Linked DNA regions of Mus musculus: region 1 is linked to region 2. Evidence: chromatin contacts called from ENCODE Hi-C data. All regions are on one chromosome and are shown on one strand. Each heading gives the region's core, a stretch centred on a gene start or an enhancer-like site at or near the end of the contact. The rest is flanking DNA. Distances are from core to core; before and after follow the strand shown.

Region 1 (6,166 bases), core at 2,355-4,854, 210 kb after region 2:
TCTCTATCAGTTTGTTTACACAATATTTATAAAAAGTGGTGCCCATGACCATTAGAATCCCTCAAAGCTTAGCAGAAATTCAGCGCCAGTGAAGTCCCAATTCTTAGTAATAACGCTTCTGAGCTCCATTTCCTAGCTTTATGCCTTTTAATTCTTTTTCTCTTTTCTTGCTTGTTTCAGAGCTAAATCAAAGAAAGGCCCCAGTGGTCTATTGAAAATAGATATGTGACTTAGAGGTGTGTGTGTGTGTGTGTGTGTGTGTGTGTGTGTGTGTGTGTGTGTGTATGTGTTAGAGGGTTGGACAAGTGTTTGACTGTAATGCCTGTGGTGTTCAGAGCAGACAGCCTTAAGCTGCCTTAGCTGCAGGAACAAACTGCTGACAGTGTGGTCCTTACATACCAGGTTTCATAATGAAAACTTTATCTTGAGGTTAAAGAGGTATTTTCTTTTTTTCTTTTTTTCCATTTATTTCTTTTTTTTCCTCCAATTTTTATTAGGTATTTACTTCATTTACATTTCAAATGCTATTCTGAAAGTCCCCTATACCCTCCCCACCGCCCGCTCCCCTACCCACCCACTCCCACTTCTTGGCCCTGGTGTTTCCCCTGTACGGGGGCATATAAAGTTTGCAAGAACAAGGGGCCTCTCTTTCCAGTGATGGCTGACTAGGCCATCTTCTGATGCATATGCAGCTAGAGACACGAGTTCTGGGGGGTACTGGTTAGTTCATATAGTTGTTCCACCTATAGGGTTGCAGACCCCTTCAGCTCCTTGGGTACTTTCTCTAGCTCCTCCATTGGGGACCCTGTGTTCCATCCAATAGCTGACTGTGAGCATCTACTTCTGTGTTTGCCAGGCACTGGCTTAGCCTCACAAGAAACAGCCATATCAAGGTCCCTTCAGCAAAATCTTGCTGGAGTATGTAATAGTGTCTGCATTTGGTGGCTGATTATAGGATGGACCCCCGGGTGGGGCAGTGTCTGGATGATCCATCCTTTCGTCTCAGCTCCAAACTTTGTCTCTGTAACTCCTTCCATGGGTGTTTTTGCTTAATCATCAGGGAAATGCAAATCAAAACAACCCTGAGATTCTACCTCACACCAGTCAGAATGGCTAAGATCAAAAGTTCATGTGACAGCAGATGCTGGTGAGGATATGTAGAAAGAGGAACACTCCTCCATTGCTGGTGGGATTGCAAGCTGGTACAACCACTCTAGAAATCAGTCTGGCGGTTCCTCAGAAAATTGGACATAGTACTACCAGAGGATCCAGCAATAACTCTCCTGGGTATATATCTAGAAGATGTTCCAACTGGTAATAAGAACACATGCTCCACTATGTTCATAGCAGCCTTATTTATAATAGCCAGAAGCTGGAAAGAACCCAGATGCCCCTCAACAGAGGAATGGATACACAAAATACGGTACATTTACACAATGGAGTACTACTCAGCTATTAAAAACAATGAATTTATGAAATTACTAGGCAAATGGATGGATCTGGAGGGCATCATCCTGAGTGAGGTAACCCAATCACAAAAGAACTCAGATGAAATGTACTCACTGATAAGTGGATATTAGCCCAGAAACTTAGAATACCCAAGATACAACTTGCAAAACACATGAAAGTCAAGAAGAAGGAAGAGCAAAGTGTGGACAATTCTCCCCTTCTTAGAATTGGGAACGAAACACCCATGGAGGTATTTTCATTAAGCAAACTTGTCTTAGAATTGACATTGTTCAACAATGACTAGCTGATAAAATAAACAGTAACACACATATGTCACACTGTGGAGCTTATATTTATGTCAGGAGTATGGAATTCACTCCCTGTTTCTGGACCCTTCCCTCTATTATTGAGCTAGTCATTGTTTAACCACAGTATGCTGATGTTGGAAACAGCAAACTCCCCTGTGCAAAGGCTAGCTAATAGCTATTCTGAACCCGTGACATGGTCTTTAGTCTATTTATATTAAGTGTTAATTCTCTCTGATACAAGACATAAGTAAATAGTTATATAATTGGAGGTGATCATCAAAGACAAAATAATTGAAATATTCAATCCTTAAAAATGAATAGAGACATATATCAAAACCATAAATTCTGTAATCAAAAAACAAATTTCAAACATGAAAGAAATATCTGCAACATGCATTTCAGAAAATTGCTGCGGTGTTTGATAGATGAAATTTCTTTAATTTTGACTTTTTCTATAGGATATTTTATTTATTTACATTTCAAATGCTATCCTCTTTCCTGCCCCCCCTCCCAAAACTCTCTATCCCATCCCCATCCCCCTGCTTCTATGAGGGTGCTCCCCCACCCGCCCATCCACTCCCACCTCTTAAACTTAGCATTTCCCTACACTGGGGCATCAAGCCTTCACAGGACCAAGGGCCTCCCCTCCCATTAATGCCAGGTAAGGCCCCTTCAACTCCTTCAGTCCTTCCCCTAACTCCTCCATTGGGGTCCCTGTGCTCAGTCCAATGGTTGTTTGGCTGTGAGCATCCCCATCTGTATTGGTCAGGATATGAAAGTTCATAAGCAACATTAAGATTCACACCCTACCTAGAAAAATAAAAGACATACATATAAATTTTTTCCAAAGCAAAAAAACCAAATTCAATATAATGTTTATACTATCCAGAAAACATGTTTAGATTCACCAGCATTTACAGTAAATTATAATAAAGCAAGATTCTAATTTATGCTTACAAAATTTGCCAGAAAAATTAAAAATCAAAATATCCACTAATAATTGAGAAATAACGTTTAATTTGGAAAAATATTTATTATTTCAAAGCAAAAAGAAATAGAAAACAATACTGTAGTATGATCTTGATAGAGTACCCAAATAAATTATGTCAATTAAAATAAATCTGTAAAATAAGATTTAATAGTTATAAGATTTAATGTTATAAAATACTTGTGATTATAATTACATTTTTGCAAAAAATAAACTGTGAGAAAGAAAACAGCTTTGTAATGATTTTTAAATATCTAACAATGACAATACATTATTTTTATATCAAGTTGTTATGTAAATTCTATCTTGCTGGATTTAACATCTTATAGGATCCAAGGAAACAATGAGGTTTTCCTCTGTGAATTTGCTAAGTAAATGTAAATTTCTACAAGAATATATGATGAAAGTTTTAAATAGAACAAGGCAAGGGAGAACTTTATTTTTAAATGAGCCCCTCCCCCAGGATGGAACAATTCATTAGTGTACCTAGACATCAGCTTTTTCTCCACCTGTAATTCATAGATTTGCTGTATCACATTGAAAGGAGGTTTCTCAATCACACCCACAGCATTATATAATTTAACAAAATACTTTTCTGAAGCTCAGATACACTCTTCTGGGTGGATTAGCCTATTTTGATTATAAAGAAGAAGGACCCGTTCATCCCACCTTAAGTAATGGGCTTTCCGCGGGATTATGAAGCTCTGTCTGTGATTGCCGACTTGATACCTGCTTCTGCTTTGGCCTTAGCTGGCTTTCTTTGTTACTGACTGGACGGTCCTCCTACATAATCTTGCTCCAGATCACAAAAGCTGAACTTCCAAAAAGACTAGCCCAACTGCTTCTCTCTCCAGCCCTCACTGCGGGTGGGTATTCTTGCGTGGGATGAAACACTGAGTACAGTAGACACTAAGGCTGATGAGCAGACAGTGAGCTTAGAGTGACAGGATTTGTTCTAAGCATATACTCTGCCAAAGCATGGAAGGAGAAAAAAGATTTAAAAAAAAAATACATTCTTTAAGTTTAAGAGACATATTTAGTGCAGCAAAATGTTTAATTTTAAATATAACAGGAGTTCCAAAAATAAACAGAGAAACAGTGCATAAAGGAAGAAGCAGTATTTGAATTTGGGGATTTTTTCCAAAAACCCAAAATATATCAAAACACAAGATGTACAATGTAGATCAAAAGAATTGTATTAAAAACAAAAACAAACAAATACACACACACACACACACACACACTGGCAGAGGGCTGGAGAAATAGCTTAGTCAGTCAGTCAGTAAAGAGCCTGGCAAACAAGAAAAGGCAAGTTTAGTGCCAAGAACCCAAGGGGTTTTGTTTTTTGTTTTTTGTTTTAAAGTGTGGTGGCACTGCTGCAATCCCAGTGTTATGGAGACAGAGACAGGCAGGCCCCTGGAGCTCACTGGTCAGCCATCCTAGCCTACTTGTTAAGTTTCAGATAAAAGACTGTCTCAAAGAAAGACAGCACCTGGGGTTGTCCTCTTGCCTACATACACAGTAAAACTCATTGAAGACATCATAGCCAAACACTGAAACCTAAAGGCAGAGTAACATTTTCCAAATAGTCAGAAAGAGATTACCTCCAAAGAAACAAGGCCCACAGCTGACTATATCAGAGCTTATGTAAGCAACGCCATGGGCTATCTTCTTTAAATAAAAGGGAAATAAATGCCTGCAAACATAGAATTTCATGCCCTGTGATGTATTCTTCAAGAATGAAAAGTTGCATAAGCACATTCCAGCTAGTAAATAAATTATATATTTCAAGAGAATCTGACAGGGTTTTACAAGAAATACAAGGAATATACAATACTTAAAATAAGAAGGGAAAAAAGAGAGAAACTGAGTAACAGAGATGTAAAAGTTGGAAGAAGAAGGAAACATGTAGTAAATGGTTAAATATTTAAGTAATCGTTAAAGGTGTAGGTGCAGTAAATTGTCAGAGTAACTGAAAACATACTGATCTGCTGGGTACAAAACACATTGGAAGGAAGCAGAGAACTCTGATGTAAAAATGTGTTAGAGGGTTATTTGATCACACTGTGAACCCTGAAATTGTAAACTAGAAAAACTGTTTCCTGTGGTGTGGCTCAGTCCTAGCAGACATCTTTAACCTAAGAGTTTTCTGTAAACAAGAGATAAATAAACTCAACGATAAGTCAAGAGGCAGAGCAAGCATCCAGTGGATAGAGAGTGAACATGAGAAAGCCCAGGAAGTAGAAAGGAGGGTCTTTGAGTTGACGGGAATTTACGGCAGCTTGGAAAAGGACAAGGAGCTTTTTCCTTCCGGTGGCGGAGGAAGGTCAGCTGGTGTTCTCTGCCTCTCTGAGCCAGCAGCCTTTCACCACAGCATCTGGCTCCTGAGTCTTCATTTCTTCATTTGGTAAATCGAATGTTTGGGATTTTGTTTTAAAAACAACAAAGATGGAAAACTCAGTACTTGTATGTCTCTCTCTCTCTCTCCTCTCTCTCTCTCACACACACACACACACACACAGATTTAAGAAGGAATGGACTTACACATTGCTAGCAGCACTTATCTACAGACACTGTGCTCTTCTGTAATGTGGGACCGCAAGAATGCTAGACAAGCACTCTGCACTAAGCCATACTTCAAGCTCAAGAGATGAAGCAACATGTTTCACAATAATATAAAGGGCCTATTGACCCCACGGATGATAACCTTAGTCAGTACAGAGACCTTCATCTTTTCTAATTACTTTGGCTTGATGTCTATTTCATCAGGACCAGGGTCTTGAGCTGAAGAGATGGCTCAGCGTTTAAGAGCACTGACTGCTCTTCCAGAGGTCCTGAGTTCAATTCCCAGCAACCACATGGTGGTTCACAACCATCTGTAATGGAGCCGATGCCCTCTTCAGGTGTGTCTAAAGACAGCTACAGTGTACTCACATTAAATAAATAAATAAATAAATCTATATATCTACATATAGATATATATTGATTAGGAAGGGGCAATTCCAAATAACCTAATTATAAACAACTATCATAAATACTATTGATAGAAGAAATTGACCGATTCAAAATCAGGATGAAAGATTTGGTAGACCTCTGACCAATTGAACAAGTAGGCAAAAGTACTATACAAACATGTAGAATACAGTATATGTGTATATATACACACTCAGAATACAAGAGTCTGAACAACAGAATTAATAAATATGACTGAATTAAGCTTATATAGAAATTACATCTAATAACTAAAGCAAATATGTTATTTTCAAGAAAATGGGGACATTTTAAAAGGTGATTATATTTAAGCAAATTTCAACAAATGCCAAAGCAATGGAGTATTACAAGACACACTCTCTACATATAATGGAATTAAACTAGAAACCAAGCAACCAGAAACTTCTTAGCACACAGTAAATACACACAG
Region 2 (5,991 bases), core at 671-3,170:
GAGAAAACCCTAAATTTACTTTCCTCAAATGGAAAGAAAGAGGCAAATGACAGACCATTGCCACTAATTGCTTCCTTAAATCCTGCCAAGAAATGTATCCCATTAGGCAATTAAAAGAAAAGACAGTTGCCTGACTAAGCACTTCACAAGAGAATCTCTAAGGTTGTGTGCACTGGCATTCCATTATTCAAATACTGAAAAATACTCTAAGTAAAATGAAAAAAAAACAACAAAATAAAACCGCCATTCTATATGATATAAATTTCTATATTGAGACATATGTGATGTTAAGATAACCATTCTCTGTTTAAAATTATAAAAATAAAGTTATTCTAACACCAATGATAAATGACCATAAGACCAAAACTACTATACTTAGGTGTGTTCTCAGTTGTAGTCCTCTGAGACGATCTGAAATGGAGTGATTAAAATCCACAGAGACAGTACCAGCAACAACAGTGCACACACAGTACTTGTTAGAGTATCTGCACCGTCCACAGCTTCTACACACTTGTGTACCACTGCAAGGTAAACTGGCTACCAAAAGACCCACAGTCCAAGCTACAGGATGGTTAGGCAACAAGACATTAATCTACCCCTAAGCACGTCTTACCATTTCTTTGTACATTCAACCATCAGCTCCTGGTAGGAGGCCACAAACTGGAACTTGGATGCATGTTTTCCCACACGCTGCAGTCGCTTCCAAACTGAAGCCATGGTGATAGGCCAAGAGACTGGAACAGTTCTGGATTAGCAACACAGCAGCTTTGATAAAGCACACGAGCCTTGCATGTATGTCAGTACTTTCAACAAAAACTAGAACTTGAAATGATGCTTGGCGTCCATAAGTCTTCTCCCTGTCTCACAGGGTAAATCCTATCTTAGATCAATGGCCCAGTCAAGAACAGCTGATGTACAGGACAGGATGACTGAGAGGAGGTTCCCTCATGGAGACATCATCATTCCACTTCAGGGACTATATGACGTGGGTTCTGGAGAACTGAAAAGCAAAACACAGACAGAAAGAGAAAGAATATGAGGACAGACGCATGAGAAGTGTTAGATAAGACCGAAACAACCTCTGCTATCTGCGTGGTTTTCAAACAATGAAACAAAACCCCGGCCTCAAAAGCCAGTAACATCAAGGATGGAAGATACTAAGGAAGAAATGACAAATCACACCGAAGACAGGCGGCAATACACCAGGTTGTCAGAACCAACAATTGAGAGATGCCAGTCGGGCCCTGCCTTCCCTACCTAGCATAGCAGAAGGAAGAACAGGGCGGGAAAGTCAGGATGCTGTTTGATATATCTACCACCAGTTAGGAGTTATTTTTTAAATAAACTTTATTTTTCAGCTGATAATGAATAGCCTCGAGCTACTGAATATGTACTTAGCACAACCAGGGTGCAGGGAGAAATGCTGGTTCTGTAGGAGAGGGAAATGGATGGAGAACTAGCAGTGGAGGGAAATCTCACGGCAGAGAGAGGGCAAGGTCCCAGCTCCAGGCCACTTTGCTTCCCCTTCACCTTGGCTGCCAGGAGGAGGGGAATGGAAACTCCTGCCTGGGCTTGAAGCGATGACCAGCCAGGCCAATGGACAGTGCGAGGTGCGGTGCCTCCCTCCCCCATCAGGGGCAGCCGGCCTGAGCCTCGCCTCCTCACGCACCGAGTGCAGACCCCTGTCTCTCCGCAGAGACAGGCGTTGCCAGCTGCGGTCCCTGTCACCCAAGCCTTGCTGTTAGACCCCAGCCTCGGTCCCCGAACCCCGGCCCCTCCGCTCGTCCACTCCAAGCCCTCCTCACACCTCTAATCCCGCTGTCCCCTCCTTAGAGCCGCTCCTCGGTCGCCGCCGCCTCAGAAGCAGCTACCGCCACCGAGTCCTCCATCCCTGCTGGAGCCGCGTGGAACAGCGAAGCCCGGCGCGGTGCTCGTTTGCGGGAGCCGGGGTCTGCAGCTTCCCGGGCGGACGACGCCCGCCCCCTCCCGGAGCAGCGCCCCCTCCCCGGCAGAGCGCCCAGCGACCGTCCCCCTCCGGCCCGCCCGCCCGAGCGAGCCCTGCCAGAGCCGCGGTTCAGCGCCCAGATCCCCCTCCCCCGCCTCCCTCGGCCGCCACCACCATCATTACCTCCCCCGCCGCACCTCTCACACTAACCCTACCCACGGCGGCTCAACCTCCGTCCGCCTCGCCGCCATTGGCCGAGTCTGCGGGAGCCCCGCCTCCTCGGCGGGCGGGCCTTAGGACGAGCGAGGCACTCCATTGGTAGATCTTCATGCCGGTCATAGGGGATCCACCCCCCCAGTTTTTTTTTTTCCCTTAGGTGGAACCCGCCCGGTCTACCCTCTTCTTCTTTAAAAAAAAAAAAGTGTAAATCACGAAGGACGATCCCGCCCATTCCCTGGAATGGTTGAGGGCAGCGGGAGGCGGGAGGACTAAGAATGTTTATAGTGAACTGGAAAGCCATTGCAGAAGGTGGCTGTCCGTCAAAGGCGCCGTGGCTGCTGGGCAGGGTTTCTGGCTCCTGGTGTATGAACTGAGCAGAGTCTGATTCCAGCGGCTGCCAGAGACACTGAGGTGCTGTGGTTTCTCTCCTATTCTCTCCCATCCCCACCCACGAACTGGCTGCTCCTCTCCTGCGCCACTAGCAGCCAGCGGTTTTGCACACACAGCCTTTATTTCACTCAGTTCTTTCCGAGTTTTTCCCTGACCTTGCCAGGAGCCTGCCCCAGGTTCAAGGAGGGCTAAACTGGACATAAATGTTTACAGTACAGTCTCTTCTTGTCCTCATTCTCAGCATTTCTTTGAATCTTGCATTCTCGTGTTCCTTTGCGGTCTCATTATCCTCTGGTATGAGCTGTGGGTGGATTAGGGAGTGGTTGACTATGTGGAAAGGGTGGTTAAAGGCAAGGGAGAGGACGAAATAACTTAATAGTTTGAGAGCAATGTTGTTTACGTCTATTAAGAGGCAGCTGACATGGCCTGAAACTGTATTTCCAGAGGTTAGCATGGTTTTCCTGCTTCAACATCCAGGTTACTGAGATCGCTGAGATGTTAGGTGTACACCCTTGACATCACAAGTATATAGCACAAGATCCCTTTTGAGGCTGTGAAAGCTATAGACTTCTCAAGGGGCAGAAAATATCCATCCTATCCAAAAAACAAAAATTTGCTTTCAGCCTTAGATGTTTCACAGACATCTAAGGTGTAGAGAAAGAATGAAGAATAAAATTACAACTTTTCGGGACTAAACAGTAAAGTCAAATTAAGGAAGCTAGGGATGTACCTAAGAAAGGGGGTATGAGAGAAAGGGGGAGTCAGAAGAGGGCAGGGAAAGGAAGGGGAAGGGGAGAGAGGGGAGCCGAGAGTCAAAAAAGCAAAACTCAGCAATTCCTCCACAAGGAATGAGCAAAGAGTTTGGAAAGAAGATGGAAGCAAGCATGAAAAAGGCAAAATGCAAATTGTTTTCGGACTAATTCCTAATCTTATTAAAGTTGGAGGCAAATTTGTTAAACTGACTTTAAAGTTGTTGGTGTTCTGGGGAGGATTCTTTGTAGGAGGGGAAGGAGGAGGGTGTGAGATCAGCGTATAGGAAGCAAGAATCAGATGGAATACACCCAGGAGAGTCAGAAAGACAGTCTTGAACCCAGTATTAAATCCCATTTTCACTTTCAGGAAAAGAAAGTGATTTAATAATGCTATATTCAAAAGTACATTTTATAGGAAATGGCATAGATAGCACTTGTTTTGCTATAGTCTTAATTCTAGAATGTAAGACAACCAAAATAATGTATTTTTATTTTATATACACTATATAAAGTGAGTATGAGTGTGATTTCTCAGATGTCATTATGCCATTGTGACCTCAGTAATACATTCTGCTTTGTTAATAGGTACTGTGTGTATAAACCTTTTCAATGGATAATTTATAGAAGTGGTCATAAACTATCTTCGTCTAAATTTAAAAACTCACCTGATAATCAGGTGGCTTCTACTCTACTTACTATTATCATAAGCTCTCAAATGTTCTAATATGGTCACTTTGGTTTCCCTTGCTTAAAGAGGGTACTTTATTGTATAGAAACTATCTAAAGATCAATGGAAATGAAAGGGAAGTGAGAGGGAGGGAGAGAGGGAGGGAGAAGAGAGGGAGGAAGGGAAACTAAATCTATAAGACTCCTCCCTCAAGTTGTAGAAAATAAGAGTCCAGTAGCCTTTGTTTTGTGTTGTTGTTGTTGATTTTGAGACAGGGTCTTTCTATGTAGCCCAGCTGTCCTGGAACTCTATGTAGACTGGGGTGGCCTCTAATTTACAAAGATCTGGCTGCCTGTTTCCTGAGTGCTGGGAATAGAGGCATGTGCCCCTATACCCAGTCTAATATTTTTTCTTGACTGTTATCTCACTTTTCTTTCTAGCTACCAAGGTAGCTATGGAAAGAGTTAAATTGTCCACAGAACAAGGGAAGACATTAACTGTAGACCTTGACATTGTTCTGCTGCTGAGCTCAAGTGCATGGGCTGGCTGCTAAGAGCTGCACAGAGCAGCAGCTTCTCTCCACAATACTTTTAAAAATAACCTGTCTAGCAACTAAATTGATTGGGGAACTTTAAATATAGACTATTCTGAAATTGTTTGGTCTGCTTAGCCTATAATTAAATACCAACTAAATGTTGACCATATTAAATGCTATTAATAGTACATTAAAATAAGTTTCTAGTCTCAAAGAATTTTCAGAAACAGATCTTAAGTGTGCATGCAAGAGAAATTACTATAACCTTTCTGAGATCGAATTTCCTAGTCTGTAAAACCAGGAAACATACCCAGCTTTCTGAGATGTAGAGAGGACAGACAATACGACCATGAAGTGTCCATCATACAGTAAGCAGACAAGTGATAGTAGTATATGTTATGTTTAGCAGCAAACTTAAACAAGAAAAAAGCAAAACGTTTTCAAGAATACCTGAGCAAACAACTACTTGGCATGACACGTCTCTACCTGAAGGGCTGGCAGACAGTCTGCTTGCCATCATTAGAGCTAAGGGCTCCCAGACAGTCCGCTTGCTCACCATCATTCCTCTAGCAGTAACACAAATGCATACCAAAAATTTGGGTGGATTTGAGACTTTATGATAATTACTTAGTATCTACTTGCCTTCAATCTTCATGGCCACCCTGCATGCCACATTAACTGGAATCATCTGACAAGCTACAAGTTACTTTTTCCTGAAGCTTTGTGTGCATCCTGCTGACGCTTCCTCCTTGCAGGATTCCTGCCATGTTTCTGCTTTCCCTATTCTAGTCCACTGTTAATACATGACTTGACTTAGTATCAAGTCTGTCCCAGGCTTAATTTACATATAATAGACCTTTGGTTTCTGGTTGCAAAATTTCAGTTTTACTGAACAGAAGAGTCTATACTTTCTTAAAAATTAAATTTTGCCTATAAGTATATCAAGCATAAAATATAATAGGTGGGAAATACCATACACAAATCTTATACCTTCTTTGATATATAAATTTAGAAAAGGACACAAATTATTTCCACATCAGAAAAGCCCAAAATAAAGTTTACAGTTAGGATATGCAGCTAAAGGCTTGCATTATTGTTAACTTTCCTGGTAACAAAATTCTTTGGGTTTTATTATTTTCACAGTAGAAATTGTCAGCAGTATTAGTGCAGGATTTAACTACTGCTGGAATTTGTGCCTAAGAACAAATTTTACTCCAGATAACAACACTGCAGGTGTTTGCACTTTTGCCAGTTACCATAGCAGTTATGCTGTACACAAAAATATTACTGCAGTTTATAACTCATAATGGAATTGTTGTAAAGCCATAACAAGCAAAAAAAAAAAAAAAACCACATAATCCCAACTAGCCTGAAACAATTTTTATAACCTAAAAAACCCACCATGGCAAACTCTAATGCTATTGAAATTTTAACCAACGGTTTTTACAGTTTTTCTAAATACTTCTTTTTACCCTGTGGCATT

The links. Hi-C counts contacts between places; a loop is a spot of excess contacts on that map.
Region 1: a map of left cerebral cortex shows a loop between it and region 2 (2.8-fold over the local background). The contact joins the enhancer-like site here to the promoter of Ehbp1 in region 2. A Hi-C loop is called at or near these places in 1 of 37 maps with a recorded cell type or tissue (left cerebral cortex).

Annotation. Positions count from the first base shown.
Region 1 is chr11:22,495,980-22,502,145 of GRCm38, forward strand. Gm46274 (a long non-coding RNA gene) reads right to left here. Exons shown (of 2, transcript XR_001780167.2): 2 at 2,755-6,166. Among named protein-coding and RNA genes, the nearest start is that of Gm46274, 10 kb to the right of the region's middle. Within about 2 kb of position 3,605, at least 1 of the 3 ENCODE cell types and tissues checked has a DNase peak (open chromatin) inside an H3K27ac peak, as active enhancers do; it is left cerebral cortex, where a contact is called at or near this core.
Region 2 is chr11:22,284,875-22,290,865 of GRCm38, forward strand. Ehbp1 (EH domain binding protein 1) reads right to left here and starts at 1,921. Exons shown (of 25, transcript NM_153078.4): 1 at 1,808-1,921; 2 at 614-1,000. The coding sequence starts at 717.